Regions from separate parts of the Mus musculus genome. Here region 1 is linked to region 2. Evidence: chromatin loops called from intact Hi-C (ENCODE). Cell type or tissue: left cerebral cortex. All regions are shown on one strand. Each heading gives the region's core, and the rest is flanking DNA. Links, peaks and the distances in the headings are about the cores only. Region 1 overlaps Synj1 (synaptojanin 1). Region 2 holds the start of Synj1 (synaptojanin 1).

Region 1 (8,652 bases), core at 294-8,293, 56 kb after region 2:
TACTCTGTCTGTCACACCAATGGTACCAAGGTGACAAACAAAAGCACATGCTAACAAGAGAGTGGGTGTGTGGTGCACAGCTCACAGCAGCCTTAACTAGGGAGCCCTCTACAGCAGCCATTGGGCAGCGCTTTGGTAAGAACACTATCCCTGTGTATTTGGAATGACAACATTCCTGGAACTTAAGAGCTTCAAGCCAGAGAAGCTGCGGCAGTTGTCTTGGTCATGTCTGAGGCATTGTGAGATGTAGTCTGTGTGCACTTGATTTCAGAAGAAGAACATAGTTTGGCACACTTCTATTTGGGTCTTTTTTTAACCCTTAAAATCCATAATCTTTTAGAATGTGAGCATGAGAAAGGTTTTCTCCATATCATTGGGAAAATTCAGTTTGCAGAATTGCTTCTGTAAATCAGATGGATAACATTGTTTTATTTTTGTTATAAATATATATATATATTCAGTGACTTCAAATTATGTCCTTTGTTTCATTTTCTCCCTTTCTGAAGGGTGTAGGGGGTGTCTCATTTCCAGAGTATAAACTTGGAATTGTAGCAAAGACTCAGAGAGGAAGAAATGCCTGTGCAGACAGACACCTGCAGCTCCTTGTGACCAGTTAGTTGGGTTATTTGGGGATTCCTTCTCATTAATATTATCTATTAATAATATCTGTAATCTTTCTTAATCAGAGGAAATGGCTTTCAGGAAAGTCACTGAAACACTGGAAATGCATAGTTCTGGCTGCATTGGGTCAGAGTAAAGGAAGCAGGATGGAAGTGCTGTGTGCAGAGAGCAGCCTCCTCTGAGAGCCAGCCCGCTGGCCACCGGTTTCTCTTTTTGGCCCCAGCTGTTCATTCACAACCAGTGGCTGGAGATTAAGCGAGTTATGTCTGAGAAGTTAATTATGTTCTTATTCACTGTTTTTTCTTTCTCTTAAAGATTTGTAGAAGATAAAATGTGGGTTACATTTTTGGAGGGAAGCTCTGCCTTGAATGCTCTGAGCCTAAATGGGAAAGAGGTAAGGTAGATTTAGTGATCCTAAACTGTTGGGCATGTCTCAAGATTGTAGCTTTACAGACAAGCAACTTGAATGCCTAGATGTGTTTTCAGTTAAGAAAAACTGAAGCCCGTGAACTGCGTAAGGGTTACTCAATATTTTTATTGACACTAGTGGTCTGCCTAACTTAAGATTATTTTACTTCCCCCTTAGAGATATTAACCATTGACAGAAAAGAAAAGAAAACATGTTCCCTGCCTAATTTGATCTCTATGATATTTAATGCAAAATATTATAAAATTTTCATTAAAAGTAGATATTCCAGCTTCTCTGCATTACTACCAAGTGGAGAGCATGTTTTATTTACAAGAGCACCGGGCGGGCGGAAGGAGCAGAAGGCCCTTCTCTTCCCGGGAGTTATTCATGAGTCACCAAGGGAAGGCTTTGGGGTCTGGGGTCCTTTTCTAGCATGGATACATCATGTCCTCAGAGAACAAACATTGTAGCAGTTTCAGATGTAACTACTGGGGATGTCACTAGTCTGTAATCTGAAACGTCACTGAGGGGAAACTTACACTGATGACCTGGTGTAGTTTTGTTTCTGTGAAATGTTGCATCTGCCAATTTTTATGAATCATATTTCTTTTTTAGTGAATCCTTCATTGCTAATTGTATGAATTCTAGGTTCCATTTGTCCAACAGTGAGCAACTCCTTCGGGCGTCTAACAGCCTCTGAACTTGTCATGTTATGTTTGCTTCCTTAATGAAGAATATTTGCATGTGTATATTGCCTGAGGTTTGTTTGTTTTTGAACATAGCACTAATATATTCATGTCAAAATGATAAAAAAAAGCCGAAATGTAACATAATACTTAGTTGGCCCTTTTGAAAGTTATACATTTGTAAAACTCTCATGTGTTGACTTTGTTAGAATCATTAATTTAATTCTAAGTTTTTCAGGTATTATCCCATTTATTAGCCCATTTCAGAGAAAAAAATATGAAGCAGCCTAGGCTGTATAGACACACACATACACACACATACACAGACACACACACAGACACACACACATATACACAGACACAGATTTTAAATGATATTTGCAAATATAAAAGATTTTTGTTGACTTAATGAACTGTGAAATGTATAGGCAAATGATGAATTAATTTCAGTCCCTGAGTCTGATAAAACAAGTAAGGGATTGAAGGACTCTGACTTTGAAGTTCAGTTGCTGTCAGACAGCCATGCTGTTTAAGTGAGTAGCTTTAAACTGCGGTGCCTTCAGGGAATCCAGAGAGCAATAATCCTTTGAGCTGGAATCTACCCACAGAATGGCCAGCTGTCCGCACGGTGCATTGGCCATACCTATGCAGATCATTTGTAAATATTCAAAAGCTTAGTCTTCCTCCCACTATGGAACTCTTCAAACAAAAGAGTTGAAACTGTGAGAAAGAGCTCGTAACCAAGAAGCTGGTCTCTTCTTGTGAGTGCTGTGGACTTTAAGTGAGAGTGTATCATCTTCATGGCCATGATGAAATAGTCTTCTTTAACAATGCATCTTTGAAGAATTTTTAAAAGTACAATGAGACACAGAATAACTTAGTTGTCACATGTTGGTTTATCGAATCGTCCTGAGATCTAAAAGTCATGTCAATGTAGAAGGAAAGCTAAGGCGTGCTTTACATGGTGCGGCCATTCCACTTCCACAACAGTTCATTCTTGTAGAAGATTCAAAATAATCTTCACACAACATTCTCCTGACATTTGAAATGCTAAAGGCCTGGCTTAGCACATACAGCATACAGTCGAGCAGCCCTCGGGACTGTTGTGCCAAGTGAGAGAGAGCCACACAGCACACGAGCGTGCTCAAGGCCTCTGCCTCTCCTGTGCTTGCTTCAGTGGAGGAACAGTTACCTAGCTTATGGATCCAAGCCAGAACTACATAGCACATTATCAGCGGTTTGCCTTTGGCCAGAGTGAAGGAATCCTAACTACTTCTATTTGGCATCATAAGCTCTTAAAGGCAGACTGTGAACAGCCTCCACGTGGAATTTTAATGTGTGTGCTGTAACATGAGCACCCTTCTTCCACCATAGTTTTCATGTTAATATATTTTCTGTGTCTTTTTTTTTATATCAACTAGCTATTAAATCGGACTATAACAATTACTTTAAAAAGTCCAGACTGGATCAAACATTTGGAAGAAGAGATGAGTTTAGAGAAAATCAGTGTCACGTTGCCCTCATCAGCAAGCTCCACCCTGCTTGGTGAAGACGCAGAGGTCGCAGCAGACTTTGACATGGAAGGTGTGTCTGTTGAGCAGGCTTGTCCTGCATGTTAGAGAAGGTTGTCCCAGCACTAAGGGTTTCTCTCTCTCTCCTTGAACACAGTGTTAATAGTGATTTGTTTTCTATAGTATAATGTTTATCTGATTACATTGTACCTGGTAATTTATGTGTTATTTTGTCATTAAATAGTAAATACAGTTGTGCAGTTTATATTGTATGAGCATGAATTGGTATTTTGAGTGTGCCAATTTGTGCCAAAATTATAGTTAAGTAGAAATTCCAATAAGTTCATAATTACTAAAAAAAGAAGATATGTTCCAAAGGAATTTAGAAAGAGTCCAAGTGGCTCATTTGGAACTGCGTGAAAAGGTAGCGACTTTGGGACAAATCGTGTGGGCATTGCTGTTTTCTTAAACATTATTTGAAAGTGTGTTTGCTTTCTAGTACTACATGTTATATGTGTGAGCATAGCTTTCATCAGGATTCAGCTCTGAGAAAGTGAGTGATTGATGTCTGTGAGGCCCTAGTTCTGTCACGAGCCTGTCCAAAACTGCATACCTGACTCTGCACTGCAAGAAAGTACATCTAAGTTAAAATCTTTTAGGATAATCACTAGCTTTTGTATTGGTCATTTACTTGATCCACAGATACGTACTCTGTGTGCCAGGTTGTGCTGGTTCCTTTTCTAGTTGTGACCGAATCCCCTACAGAAACAGGTTACAGAGAATATATTTATTTTGGCTCATGATTCTAAAGGTTCAGTCCTTGGTTGATTGGTCCATACCCTTGGAGAAGCACCATGGAGGCAGGAACAGATGGTAGAAGCTGGTCTACCGCAGAGACAAGCTCCTGCTGACCTCATTGCTCCAGCTAGGTCGTGCACCCTACTCGTTACTACTTTGTAATAATTCCATCGTCTTCTGCACCCATCAGGCACAGTGCACTCATCGTGTCAGAGTTGTCTTACCTAGTCACCTCAGGGTGCTCTCACAGACACGTCCAGAGATGGGCTCCAGTGATCTCCTACCTGTATAGGCCATCGAGTTGAGCCAAAATCAACCATCATAGAGGCTTGGCAGATGCTGCAGATTCTGTGAGCGCATCTTTGTTGGTTCCTTCTAGGACACATTGTTTTCTAGGTGTTTTCCACCTGGATGCAGGTGATCATAGTAAGGATGTCCGTGTAATAATGAGTAGTCGTGTGGTAGGCCATAGAAAGGGTTTCAATTTAAAAGAAAAATCGAGGCGCTGGAGAGATGGTTCACTGCTTAAGAGCACTGGCCAGGCGCTCTTGTAGAAGACCCAACATCCACATGGTGAATCTGTAGCTCCAGTGCCAGGGGCTCTGACACCCTCTTGTGGTCTCTTCAGTCACTACATTCATGTTACACATACATGCATGCAAACACTCATATACATAAAAAATAAAACTATTTTTAAAAGTCAAGGAAAGAGCAGCCAGCACTTAGGAGACAGAGGCAGGCAAATCTCTGTGAGTTTGAGGCCAGCCTTGTCTACAAAGTGAGTCGAGGGTTCACAGCCAGGGTTCTGTTATAGGGAAACCCTGTCATGCACACACACACACACACACACACACACACACACACACAGAGAGAGAGAGAGAGAGAGAGAGAGAGAGACAGAGACAGAGACAGAGACAGAGACAGGAAGAGAGGAGAAGAGAGAAGAAAAGAAAAGAAGAGAAGAGAGAAGAGAAGAAGAGAAGAAAGTATAACCAGAAAGGAATGGTCCATGATACCTCATACTTTAGAAAGATGAGGGAGAAGATAAGGACAGACACTTCTCTGATGTAGGAGCAGCGAGGGAGGCTGTTAGTGGCCTTTGTAAGAGTCATCTTGGTGGTGTGGGAAAGCCGACTGGTGCGATTTGCTGTGGGTGGAAGGTGAAGAATTGGGGTTACAGAACAGTTACTTTTCAGTGGGAGGAGCCTGAGAGAGCTGAGTGCTGCGGGAGGGGCTGGTGCAGAGGAGGCTAACACTGAGAGGGTTGGCAGGAGGAAGCGGAGTACTCGTGCGGGGCCCATGCATCCTACCTGTCATGGACGGCATCCGCTGTGTGGTGAGAATGCAGTTTGCAGGAGCTAATTGGTAGAGGCTCTATCCTGAGACTTCTGTCAGGTTTATGATTTCACATCATTAGCAGGAGTGGGACAATCCCACAGTTTCAGGGAACTTGAGATGCTTTGAAACAATATTGCTGGCAAAAAGGAATGAGAAGAATAACCAACTAGGAAGTCTTAGAATTTTCAGGCAACTTGGGGAACCCAGAGGAGGCTGAATTATAAACATTGTTGATGTAACTGTGAAGACTTGATGTGTTTTCCAGGACACTCACAGACAAGTGCAGAGATGTGAGGTGTGAGTGATGATTGAAAGGGTTTGTCAGGCACAGGCAACAGGAGAGCCATAGTGAACATCTGAAGCCAAACCCAGAGGAGACGACATTGGGCGGGGCTGAAGTGCAAGGGAGGAAGCCCTAGATCTGCTGAAGGGCTGAGAGAATGAAGTGTTGCAGGTTAGGACCCAGAGGCCGCACAGCTGAGGGGACGGTGTGCAGAGTGTGGAAGCAATCCTGTCGGTGAGGACAGTGCTGAGCTGTTCAGGTTGCCGTCCATGCTGTCCATAGGACTTGAGTGTGTGCAGAAAGGTGGTAAGGCCCACTTACTGTGGTGCTGTCTGCTTAGTCCTGAATGCCTTACTAGTTCACTCACTTGAAGGGCAGAGCGTGGAGATTTCTGAAGTAGGTGAGATAAAGGGTGTCTCATAGACTCCTAGTGACATAGCCTTATAAAAAGTAGGACTTGGAAGGAAGGCTAGTGTTGAAGGTTGTGAATGCTGTTGCATGGGGTGCCCTGACCCCACTCTCTAACCCTTAGGTAAGTGGAGACGAGACCTGATGGGAGAAATGGGTCTATATTGAGTGAAAAGTCTTGAAATAGAAGCCTTCTGGCTAAGGGTGTATGACTGCCCGGGACCTTGTTTGCTGTTAGGTTGGACCTGGGTTGGGCAGAGAGTAGAGGCAGTCACACAGAACACATGGACAAAGTTGGCTTCATAGCTGCTCAGCTAACAGAGCTTTCAGTCACGCAAGCTCCGGGTGTAGCTACAGCTGAAGGAATGGATCTTTAGACTCTAAGAGCATTTGTACTGACTCTGATTTTTATATTTACAAATATTTCTACAAGCCTTTATGCTTATTCCCTGTGTGGGCGATACCTTAGCAGTCTTAACTTGTCTTTAGCCCTGGAAGCCCTACTATAAAAAGGTAAAAGGTGCTGTCTTTGGTGGCCTTGCTAGGTGACGTCGATGACTACAGCGCTGAAGTAGAGGAGCTTCTTCCTCAGCATCTGCAGCCGTCCTCAAGTTCTGGCCTGGGCACTTCTCCAAGTTCTTCACCCCGGACCAGTCCCTGCCAGTCCCCCACAGTACCAGAGTACTCCGCCCCTTCTCTTCCCATCAGACCTAGCCGAGCACCGTCAAGAACTCCAGGACCTCCAAGTTCGCAGGGTGCGTGTTTTATTTGAAAATTTGGTGTGACTTTGTCTTGACGGTTTGTTTGAACGTTGGAGTACGGCTGTATCCTTGTTTGCTTTCTGTTGCTGTGATAAAAACACTGACTGCGATGGCTGGTCCTATGTCAGCTTGACACACAAACCTTAATTGAGAAAATGCCTCCATAAGATCCAGCTATCGGGACGTCTCATAATTAGTGATTGATGGGGGAGGTTCCAGCCCAGTGGTGCATCTCTGAGCTGATGGACCTGGTCTTCTATAAGAAAGCAGGCTGAGCAAGCAGGGACAGGAAGCCAGTTAGAAGCACCCTTCCATGGCCTCGGCATCAGCTCCTGCCTCCAGGTTCCTGCCCTGATTTCCTTTCATGATAAACAGGAATATGGAAGTGTAAGCCAGATAAGCTTTAATCCCTCCCCAACTTGCTTTTTTGGTCATGGTGTTTCATTTCACCAATAGAAACCCTAGCCCACTGACCAAAGCCAGCTTGGGGCGGGAAGGGCTTGTTTGGTTTACAGGTGATTAAGGGAAGCCAGACGCTCAGGGCAAGAATCTGGAGGCAGGAGCTGATACAGAGGCTTGCTCCCAGTGGCTAACTCAGTCTGCTTTCCTATTCCTCCTGGACCACCTGCCCAAGGGTAGTGCCACCCACAAGGTCTGACCCCATCAGTCATTCATCAAGGGACTTGGTCTGCAAGCCAGTCTGACATAGGAATTCCTCAGTTGAAGTTCTTTTCCCCCCAGTGACTCTTAACTTGTATCAAGTTGACACAAACTAACCAGCACAGGTTTTTTAGCTTTAGCCCAGGTACTGAGTGGCCTGTAACAGGAGTGGATTCCTGACAGTAACTCTACTCTCAGTGGAGAAGCTTCACAGCACTGCTGCCACGGGATGCCCTGTCTCAGTCCTGTTATGTGCTCAGTCGCGTCTGAGCTTTACAACGTGTGGTTTTCTACTCTGAGATAAGAACACTTGACTCGTTGGGCTTTTCCCCTCTCTTCCTGGCTGGCCGGCAAGTTATGTATGACTTAACTCAAACAGTACATTTTGTCCCTTAATAGTCCTCCTTAGTAAGTCAGCTCTCAACACCGCAGCCAAGTGAAGGTGCACAGGGCAGCAGCATGGTTCCCATGCTTCCAGAAGGGGCTTCTTTGGTGGACTGCTGCCATAGTCACCGAGAGTGTTTTATTCTTTCTGTAAGGCACAGACCTTTGAGAGGAGAGAGTTGGGTCAGTTCATCAGGCATGCACGTTCCGTCTCACTAGCGCCCTCCCGGTTGGCACCTGGTCTCACTTTACTCACTTTCTTAGGCTCTCCAGTTGACACTCAGCCAGCGGCCCAGAAGGATTCTTCCCAGACTCTAGAGCCCAAGAGACCACCCCCTCCCCGCCCAGTCGCTCCTCCGGCACGTCCTGCCCCACCACAGAGACCACCTCCACCTTCAGGTAACCAACTACTCTTAGATTGCCTGTTTAACTTAAAAATTTCCTCTACTTCATTTAAATGCATTGTGCATGTTTTCATCTGTATCCTCAGGATGTTGTGTGTGTGTTTGTGTGGTCATTATTGATACCTCTTGAACTTGTCTAAAAGGAGCTCTGAGGAGCAGCAGGACAGCATGTCTAGCGAGCAGGGTTTGTGAGCACGGCCAGCTGCCTCCTTGCCTTGCACAGGAGACACTTGTTTGGGTTTGGCTACTTTGATTGGTTGGGCATGTATGATGTTCTTGGGTAAATCTAAGTTTATTTTTTTTAATTCCTCATCTGTAGCTTTATAAAGACAATTAACAGTTATTAATTTCTGAAAAATGTATTTGAGAACTGAAGTACATACATGTTT
Region 2 (8,652 bases), core at 169-8,168:
ATTTTCAGAAGAGTAACTTTTCAGAAATTCAGGACTATCGTTTGAAAAATATATATGTAATTAAGCTTTAGCCAAGCATTAAATTAATTTTTAAACACGCCTTTTGTTGTATCTTGCTGGTGACTAAGTTCAGAGCATACATACAGTGGTTCATATGGTGAGGCTGTTAACAGGCCAGTGTGCACTTGGACAGTGTTGTGCTCTCCTTTCTCCATCAGTTCTGGAGGTATTATGACTTATCTCCACATATTCATTAAGGATGAGGGTTGTGTTTTTTGTTTTTTGGTTTTTTTTTTTTTGTCATTGTTGTTGTTATTAATCTTTCTTGGCTCCTAAGGGAAATTAAATTTCAGAGCACTCATTCTCATGAATTAAAACAAACACAAATATGTATTTGGGCCTTAAACTGTTTCCAAGCCCATCAGTATAAAACCACTCTTCCTATATCCAGCTTTAGTAATTGTTTGGATAAGCTCCAACTGCCTATGCTAACACTTAGGAACAGGCTTGGACACTGTCCTAGGAGTCTGATGCAAGGTGAATGGAGACCAGAACTGCATATAGAAAGTGCTCGTTATGTCTCGACGAGGTTGTCACTCCTGAATGAGTAAAGAGCACTAAATATGGAATTCTCAGCTGCCATAACACTGGTATTTACTAGCTGAGTGTCTTAGAACAGCTACTCTCTTGAGTGCTTAAGGCCAAAAACTGGAAATAACTGTCACTGGAATCATGTATCTTATAAAGGTTCTCAGCTCAACGTATAGATTCTAGTGGTTTCTGGTGCACCTGGGTTTGTCATAATTCTCCATTCTACCATTTGTCTTCATGCCCCTACATGGGGACCTGATTCCCCTCTGCCTCCTTTGTAACAAACGGTACCTGTGATTTCGTCTCGGTCTCTTGTATAACCACAACAGTCTACCAGATATCCAAAACTTTTTTAGACTCGGGTCACCCAGTCATCTGTCGTTTGCTAGCGACAAGAATCAGGGTATGAGCATTCTGACAGCCTCACCATTGCTCAGTTCCAGTCAGCACAATTGGCTTCTTTGCAAAGCTTTAGACTGTGCCTATATATTTTGAGTTAGTCTACTATAGACACTGGTTTGCTAAAACGTGCAGCTACTTGGATATGTTGTAACAATAATAAATAGAAAAGGGACAATAAGGAATGTTCAAAGGTCACTAGTATGCTTTTCAAATCTTGGGTTTATTTTATAATTAAAAATGTATTTTGAAAGGACTTGGGAAAGCTAAGACCTACCACTGCTGCTTTAGCTTAATTTGAAGAAAGACATTATAACAGAAGCTTGGACCTCCGCTTTCTTAGTTCAGGATACCAAGAATAGGCAGAAGGCTGGCTTTAGAAAGCGCTTAGTGCCATGATTTCCACCTTGACAAAGAGTTTTTGGTGTAGTTTCACAGGGATTCTTGGTGTGAAAAGAATGATGGGGTAAGCAAGTTTGATTACAGCTCCACTTGGGGTAATTTCAGTTGTCATAAAAAGGTTCATCCCTAGGGCTGGGGATGCCCCCCAGCTTGTAGAATGCCTGCCTGGTACGCATGAAGCTTTGGGTTCAGTCTGTCACCACGTAAACCAGGTATGGTTGGCACACTAGCCTGGGCTCTGTGCTACTTTGTCTCAAAAAACAAAAGCTACCTCCAAAGTACTACAATTCAGTGGCCAGCTCTCCTGAACCCGTTTTTGTCGGTGCATGTCATATACAGTCATCACACTTAAGAAAAATCCCACTCTCAAACATCCCTGTTTTATTTAAAGGACTGTCCCCACCTGAAATGGACACTTCTTGGGAGGGAAAAATGGCTAACCACAATTCACAGCAAGCAATTGTTATTATAAGCTTGTGGTTACTGTAACCACAACAAAAAAGTAAAAGTTGTTCTTAGGAGACTAAGTGAAAAGATCTAAGAACTGAATCCAAGTGTGTATCTCCTTGGCTGGAGGTGGCTTCTCTTGTGTTTAGTTTGCTTTTAATATTTTAAAACTAGGGTGGATTTGTCTTCTCTAAAATAGAGAAGCGTTGAGTCACATGACAGCATGTTAGAGGAAATGTTTTTATGCAATACGTCATATTTAAATTGTGCTTTTGGGAAGAAAGTAAAAAGGGGAAGAGGCTAGGGGAAAGCAAAGGCAAATGGAACATGATTGCCGTGCTCCTTGGATTCTCAATTCCTCTCTAAAGCCCCAGGGACTACAATGTCCTCCCATTTTTGTCTCTGAAGTATAGGCAGAATAATTCTGCTGGACACAAGTTTTAGACATAATGTCTCGTTTAAAAAGATAGTTTGAAACAGTGTGATGCCCTTAGTTATAAAATTCCACGGCTGGCAAATCGACAGTGACAGCCATGTTTTGTTTGACTGCCTGGAGTTTCTGGTTGCTGGCTTCCCCCACTCTCCACTGCATTCGGTTGAGCACTCTTCCATCGCCCCTGGAGCTCGGAGAACACACTGAAACAGCCAGGGAACAGCCTCCTGCTGCCTCCCTGACGACAGACACCATGGACAGCTCTTCGAGCGCCACCCAGCCGGCGCGGGGTGCACACCGTCCCCCGCCTCGCACTCGCCCATCGCCCATCAGGTCTGCGGAGGCGGCAGGGGGTGGTCCTGATGCCCGACTCGAGCACGAATCAACACGGGCTCCCCCAGCTCTTTCCTGAAGTCCCTCCCTGTCGCCCGCGGGGAGGGCAGAGCTACAGGGCTCCACGCGAGGAGGACGGACCCTCCCTCTGCCGGCTCCCCTGGCCGTGCCACCTTCCCACTCCCGGGGCGACGGAGGCTCGCTTCACGGACCCAGGACGCGGCGGCCGCAGGAACCCGGTGACCAGTAAGCGCCCTGCTCGGCAGCACGGTCCCGCGTGGGCGGAAACGGCTCCGCCCTTTCACCCTAAGGGGCGGGCCTTCCGCCTGGGCAGCGGCGCAATGCGGAAGAGCTGGACCTGCTGGAGCGGAAGTGACGCTTCGGGCGGCTGTAGCGGCGGAGGCTGCGGGAGAAGGAGGAGGAGGAGCCGGAGGAAGAGGTGAGGCAGCGGGCGGGAGGGCGGGGGGCGGGGAGCGGCCCGGGCTCTACCCAGGGGCAGCCGGCCGGCCGGGTGGACGCTTCCTGAGCGGTGGCGGCCGTCGCAGCCGGGTCGCAAGCGGTGAGAGGCGGCCGAGGGCCGAGGGCGGCGGGTTGTGTGGAGACCCCGGGGCTGCGGGTGGCTTGCCGTGACAGCGGCTGTCACCCAGCGGGCGGGAAAGGACCCCGTCGGCACAGGCTCCCGGGTATCTCTGGCGGTGCGTAATGGAGGCGCTGAAGCGCCCGGTGCCTCAGTTCCCCCCGGCTCCCCGGGATCTCGTTGAGTGGCGGTGGGATCCATTCGTCACGGTGAGCTTCGTGACTGGGCAGGAGGCGGCAGTCACCTGTGTGGCTTTCCCTGCCCTTCGCCGCCGCCCTGGAGAGTCCGCGGTGTGATAATCCCGTCCCTCTCCGGCCCCCTCAGGAGCTTTGAATCAGCCTGATTAACCTTCCCTCCCATCCCCTTGCCCATTCCGCCTAGGGATCGGCTTGAAGTTTCCCCATCAGTTCCCTTCCCGTAGTGACAGATCGTGAAGCAGGAAGCCGATAAACAACCCCAACTGAAAATACGCTACAGATTTTCCCTTTGGGGAAACATAAATTAAATGGGAAATCCACCTTATCCAAATCAGGACCGACGGTGCTAAAAACCCCTGCCTTGTCCTGCCGTATCTTGAGAACTGGACGCGTTTCCTTTTGCCTTTTGGTTAAGAAAAAAAAAAAAAAAGGTGACGCCTTATCTTTTGGAATAAACCGTTCACCCCTGAGCTCTCTTTTTCTCTACCCCCAACCCCCATCAAACTTGTCAGTGAGGGACCTCAGGAGGACGCCTAGCAGTCCTTGCAGCAGAAGGAAACCTCAGGTGCATTGACTTGGTTTCCACAGGGCTGCCTCTGAAGAAAGGAGAATGGCGTTCAGCAAAGGATTTCGAATCTACCACAAATTGGATCCCCCACCGTTCAGCCTCATAGTGGAAACTAGGCATAAGGAAGAATGTCTCATGTTCGAGTCTGGGGCTGTGGCTGTGCTCTGTAAGTCACGTGTTTTCACCTGCCCGATTCTGATCTCTGTTTTGGTTGTAACTCGCGAGTTCAACAGTTTATAAAAAAAAGGTTCTTGAGAACCTTCTCCCTGAATTTGATCTTCTGAGCTTTAGCGTACGGGTTTGTGCTTTGGCTTAATTTGAATGAAGCCTTATTTTCTGTAAACTGAGATAGCTTAGGGTTTTTATTGGGGTGATGGTGGTGCAGGGCGGTGCAGATTTTGCTGCTGGGAGTTTGTTTTCCATCTGTTCTGCTTCTAGAAGTTTATCTTTTTGTAAAATGGTGTTGCAATTTTGTCTTTATCACATTAACCCAATAAGACAGCTTGCATCTCCTGTTATACCCAGAATTTTGTTAGTCAGATTTAATAGGAATGGTATGATCTGTGCATCATACATCAAACCCTTATTTGTTTATTTATTTATTCAGGTGTCCCTTGTGCTCATGTGTGGTATTGGTGGGTCAGATTCAGGGCTTCAGTCACTCTAGGCAAGTGCTGACCATCCGCTTCTCCAGCCTAAGCTTTTATATCTTTAATAAGAATTGCAGACAGCTCCTAAAATATTTCATGTGACATATGTGCTTGATTTCATATTATTGAAAAATGACCTTTATTTTAAAAGGATTACTTATTGTACCACACAAAATGATGTTTGGGTAAATTTGTGGCAGATAGATGAAAATAAAAGGACTAATTCACATTGTGTTTCGTTCATTTTTTTTTTTTTAATTTAGTCATTTATTTGTGTGTAGGTAGGGGACAAGTGGAGATCAGGACAGCTTCTGGGAGCTCCTCCTACTATATAGGCCCCAGGGATTGAACTCAGGTCTTCAGGCTTGGTGGCAAAAGCTTTTTACCTGCTGAGACATCGAATGTACCCCATGCTTCATTCTTAATACAAGACTGGGGCAGACAACCCCAGTTTGGGATTGTCTCAAGTATTTGTTTTAAACAGATTTTCTAATGGTAACTACTTGTTCTTTTATTATTATTATTATTATTATTATTATTATTATTAATTATCATTATTACTTTAACAGTCTATTAGAGTTATAGCTGGGACCTTCATGATATAGCCAATGCCACTGAATTCCAGACCACCACCCCCTCCCCCTTCTCCTGAGTGCTGAGAATACAGGTGTGCACTACTGTGCAGGATTGACCTTAGGGCTTCATACATGCTAGGCGAGCACTCTGCCAACTGAACCACACCCCCAGCCCTCTTATATTTTGCTCAGACTGTTTATTGAACATGATGTTTGGACTTAAGAGATGGTCAGTTGGTAAATGCTTGCCATGTGAGCATGCAGGTCTGAGTGTGATCTACAGTCCCTTCATGAAAGCCTGGCAGGGCGTCACATGCTTATAATCCCAGCACTGGGGAAGCAGAGGCAGGAAGGTCTCGGGGATCTCTGGTCAGCTGTTGTGGTCAAGTTTCTAAGATCCAGATTTGGCATAAGAATCTAACTCAGAAAATAATATGGAGAGCAATAAAGGAAGATGCTTAATCAGTCTCTGGCCTCCACGCACGCGCACGCACGCACGCGCGCGCTTAAATGACATATTTACTAGTATAAGCCTTAAATAGTTTAAATACTGCTCTTTAGACTCAATAAGAGCATAAAATCCAGACTTATGCATATATGATTTCTATGTTGGTTCAAGTGTAACCTGACTGAAATAGTAAAATTTTATTCTGGTAGAGAAAATGATAGTGACATAATGAACAACCCTTAAGCAAAGATTAGTATATAACAAATGTCTGTATTCTTGGTGTTTCCAGTAATATGATTTAAAGGGAGAGACAAGGGGCAGACACAATCTAAGAAAAAGTTTAAGTAATATTCAGTATGAACTTCAGTGTTCCAAATTGGTTTTTATGTTATGTTTTATTAAAGCATATTGGTTATGTTTTAATAAAATGAAAAATGCCATGCTCCAGTGTTAATCTCCATAATGTGTGTCATACTGTAGATGTGCTTATAGTATTGAACACTGAAATAAAAACATGAGGCCGGAGGGGCTTGGCTAGTAATGTAAACTGTTATCAGCTGCTTGTGTTTGGTTGACATTACTTGATGTATTAATGTTGTCTAGATACAGTTACAAATGGGAAGTCACTGCGGACTTGCAAGTTATGACTTTACCTGTTTTCAGAATTATTGCTGTGTGTTAAAAAAAAATAATCATACTTCTAAAACCTCAGTAGTTTTTATGCCAAATAAGGCTTTTTAAAAGGCTCAAAAACATCTATTGGGTTCATTAATTATGAAGTAGAATAACATTACAATATTCTTAACAATTTATTTTCAGCGCTGAGAATTGAACGTAGGTACTGTGTGTTAAGCATTCTACCACCAAGCTATAGCCATAGCTTAATTGCTTTTAATTCTGTTTGTCTTCATTGGATTTAAGCTATGTGAGTAATTCTCAGACAGCACAAACGTTTGAATACTGCTTCTCTTTGTAACACTAACAGAAATGGATACATATTCTCTTGGATGTGTTATTTTTTCCTATAAACTCTACAGCAACACTTAACTATATTTTGATTTGACTTTTTAATCCATACATAAAAATTACACATGTAGCTACAACCCATGCTGTTTCAATACATTTATACATTATATAATGTTGAAATGGTATTAGACATTTGAAATTTATGGTAAAAACATGCAAAACCCTTTATCCTAGTTTTCATAAAATATACAGAACAGTGTTAGATAAATTGGCTTATAAAATTAGTTAGGTTCTAGGTTGCATTGCATGTCTGTAACCCCAGTATACTCCAGGCACAAAGATCTTGTATTTGAGGCTATCCTCAATATACTGTCACACACACACAAAACAAACTTGGCATTTAATTTGGAGTGATAGCAAAATAGATGTTGTCCTGCATAATAAAACAACCTGCAGAATTTCAAATGCCTGCTGTACTCAGGGACTGTCTGGAAGATCTGGGTGTGTCCTCTTCACTGTCACCATTCCCGACCCGAGAAGCCTCAGGGCACACTGCTTATCAATCTGCAAGAAATGTTCTCTGCAGTCATTCTCATTGTCAAAGTGTGGCCCTGTCTTCTTAAAACAATTCAGATTCCTCCGCCTGGGTTTCAATGTCTTGCTTAGTCTTACTCTACTCTTTCTGTTCAGTGGTGATCTCCTTCCAAGAGCCTGGTGTCTTCAGTGTTCTCCCAAATTACTAGGGACTGAGCAGTCTTCATTGTGTTCTTAGTGGACTTACAACGACTTCATTAATGTTTGAGGTCGGTTGGTTGTTTTCAGTGTTTTGGCTTCCTCACAGTGTTTCTCCTACTTGCTGTGTAGCTGAAGATGACCTTAGCCTCCTGATCCTCCTGAGTGCTAAGCCACTGGGTCCTAGTCTGACACAGTAGTTTCCTATGCCCAGACTGCACAGCATATCCATCTGGGAAGATGTCACAAATACGGGTACCTAGGTTCCTATAGTCCATCAGAATGATAATTTCTGAGCAAACCTTACGTGTGCCTTGCCAGTATAGCTTTACCAGATGACTTTTTTTTAACCTATAGATTTTATCTAAAACTGCCGTGTTTTCAGAATTTTAATGAGGGGATTGTGTATTATAGGGCTAATCATTTTCTTGAAGCCCTCAGGCTGAACTGAAAGAGAATTCTCCCATGACACTTTCAGTACAGGGTTTTCATATCACATGGGACTGTATACATGCTTCTTAAGGTTTCTATCTCTAATGCTTGGCATAGATTTTACTCATGACTGAGGGACACATAGTTATTAAGTGGGAAAGACTACTTTCCAATAGAAAGTTGACAGACTCAAAGCTATTGTCTGTTTCACAATACAGTATTTGGGGCTGAGGAGATGGCTCAGTGGATAAAGTGTTTGCTGAGCAACCACAGGACTTAAATTTGGATTCTAGCACCCACCTAAAATTCAGACTGGGTATGAGGTGGAGAGAAGCAGATCCAGGGACTGAGTCGGCCAGCTCAAACCACCAGCTCTGGGTTAAGAGATGCTATTTCAAAACTAAGGTGGCGGGTGATAGAGGAAAAGACCTGAGCCAACTAACCTCTGACCACACACACACGTTTTGTATGGGTATTTTTGGCATTGATGGGCATTGAACCTAGGTTTCACACAGCAAGTAGACATATACTCTGCTACTGAGCTGAGCTACACTCCTTGCCCACTTTAATTTTTAATTGATATATAATAACTTGTATAGTGTTATGGGGTACAAGGTGGTGTTTCTATTGATACATATAGGGGTTTTGTTTTTTGGTTTTTTTGTTTTGTTTTGTTTTGTTTTGTTTTTGAGACAGGGTTTCTCTGTATAGCCCTGGCTGTCCTGGAACTCACTCTGTAGACCAGGCTGGCCTCAAACTCAGAAATTCGCCTGCCTCTGCCTCCCAAGTGTTATTGTTGTTTTTAAGCCATTCAAAATTCTCTCATAGTCATTTTGAAATCTACATTATTATTGGCTGTAGCTAACCTGATGTGTAACTAGAGCACCAGAACTCATTCCTCC

What was found. Peaks named below come from ENCODE experiments on the same cell type or tissue, not always from the same donor. Only the 100,000 strongest peaks of a DNase experiment are listed, where the experiment ranks them.
Region 1: it touches region 2 in a loop (2.1-fold over the local background); 3 of 42 quality-filtered maps call a loop at or near these places.

Annotation. Positions count from the first base shown.
Region 1 is chr16:90,949,957-90,958,608 of GRCm38, reverse strand. Synj1 (synaptojanin 1) reads left to right here. Exons shown (of 32, transcript NM_001164483.1): 22 at 937-1,015; 23 at 3,138-3,300; 24 at 6,600-6,809; 25 at 8,124-8,258. Among named protein-coding and RNA genes, the nearest start is that of Cfap298, 19 kb to the right of the region's middle. In left cerebral cortex, for the core only: a CTCF peak has its summit at 4,652 (motif pointing left); DNase peaks (open chromatin) are centred at 2,840 and 5,235; H3K27ac peaks cover 569 bases.
Region 2 is chr16:91,005,485-91,014,136 of GRCm38, reverse strand. Synj1 (synaptojanin 1) reads left to right here and starts at 2,829. Exons shown (of 32, transcript NM_001164483.1): 1 at 2,829-3,044; 2 at 3,968-4,113. The coding sequence starts at 2,947. 4930404I05Rik (RIKEN cDNA 4930404I05 gene) reads right to left here and starts at 2,888. Exons shown (of 3, transcript NR_028368.1): 1 at 2,818-2,888. Paxbp1 (PAX3 and PAX7 binding protein 1) reads left to right here. Exons shown (of 18, transcript NM_026110.2): 18 at 1-100. In left cerebral cortex, for the core only: no CTCF peak of the experiment used is centred there; DNase peaks (open chromatin) are centred at 2,652, 2,918, 3,312 and 3,991; H3K4me3 peaks cover 2,993 bases; H3K27ac peaks cover 2,789 bases.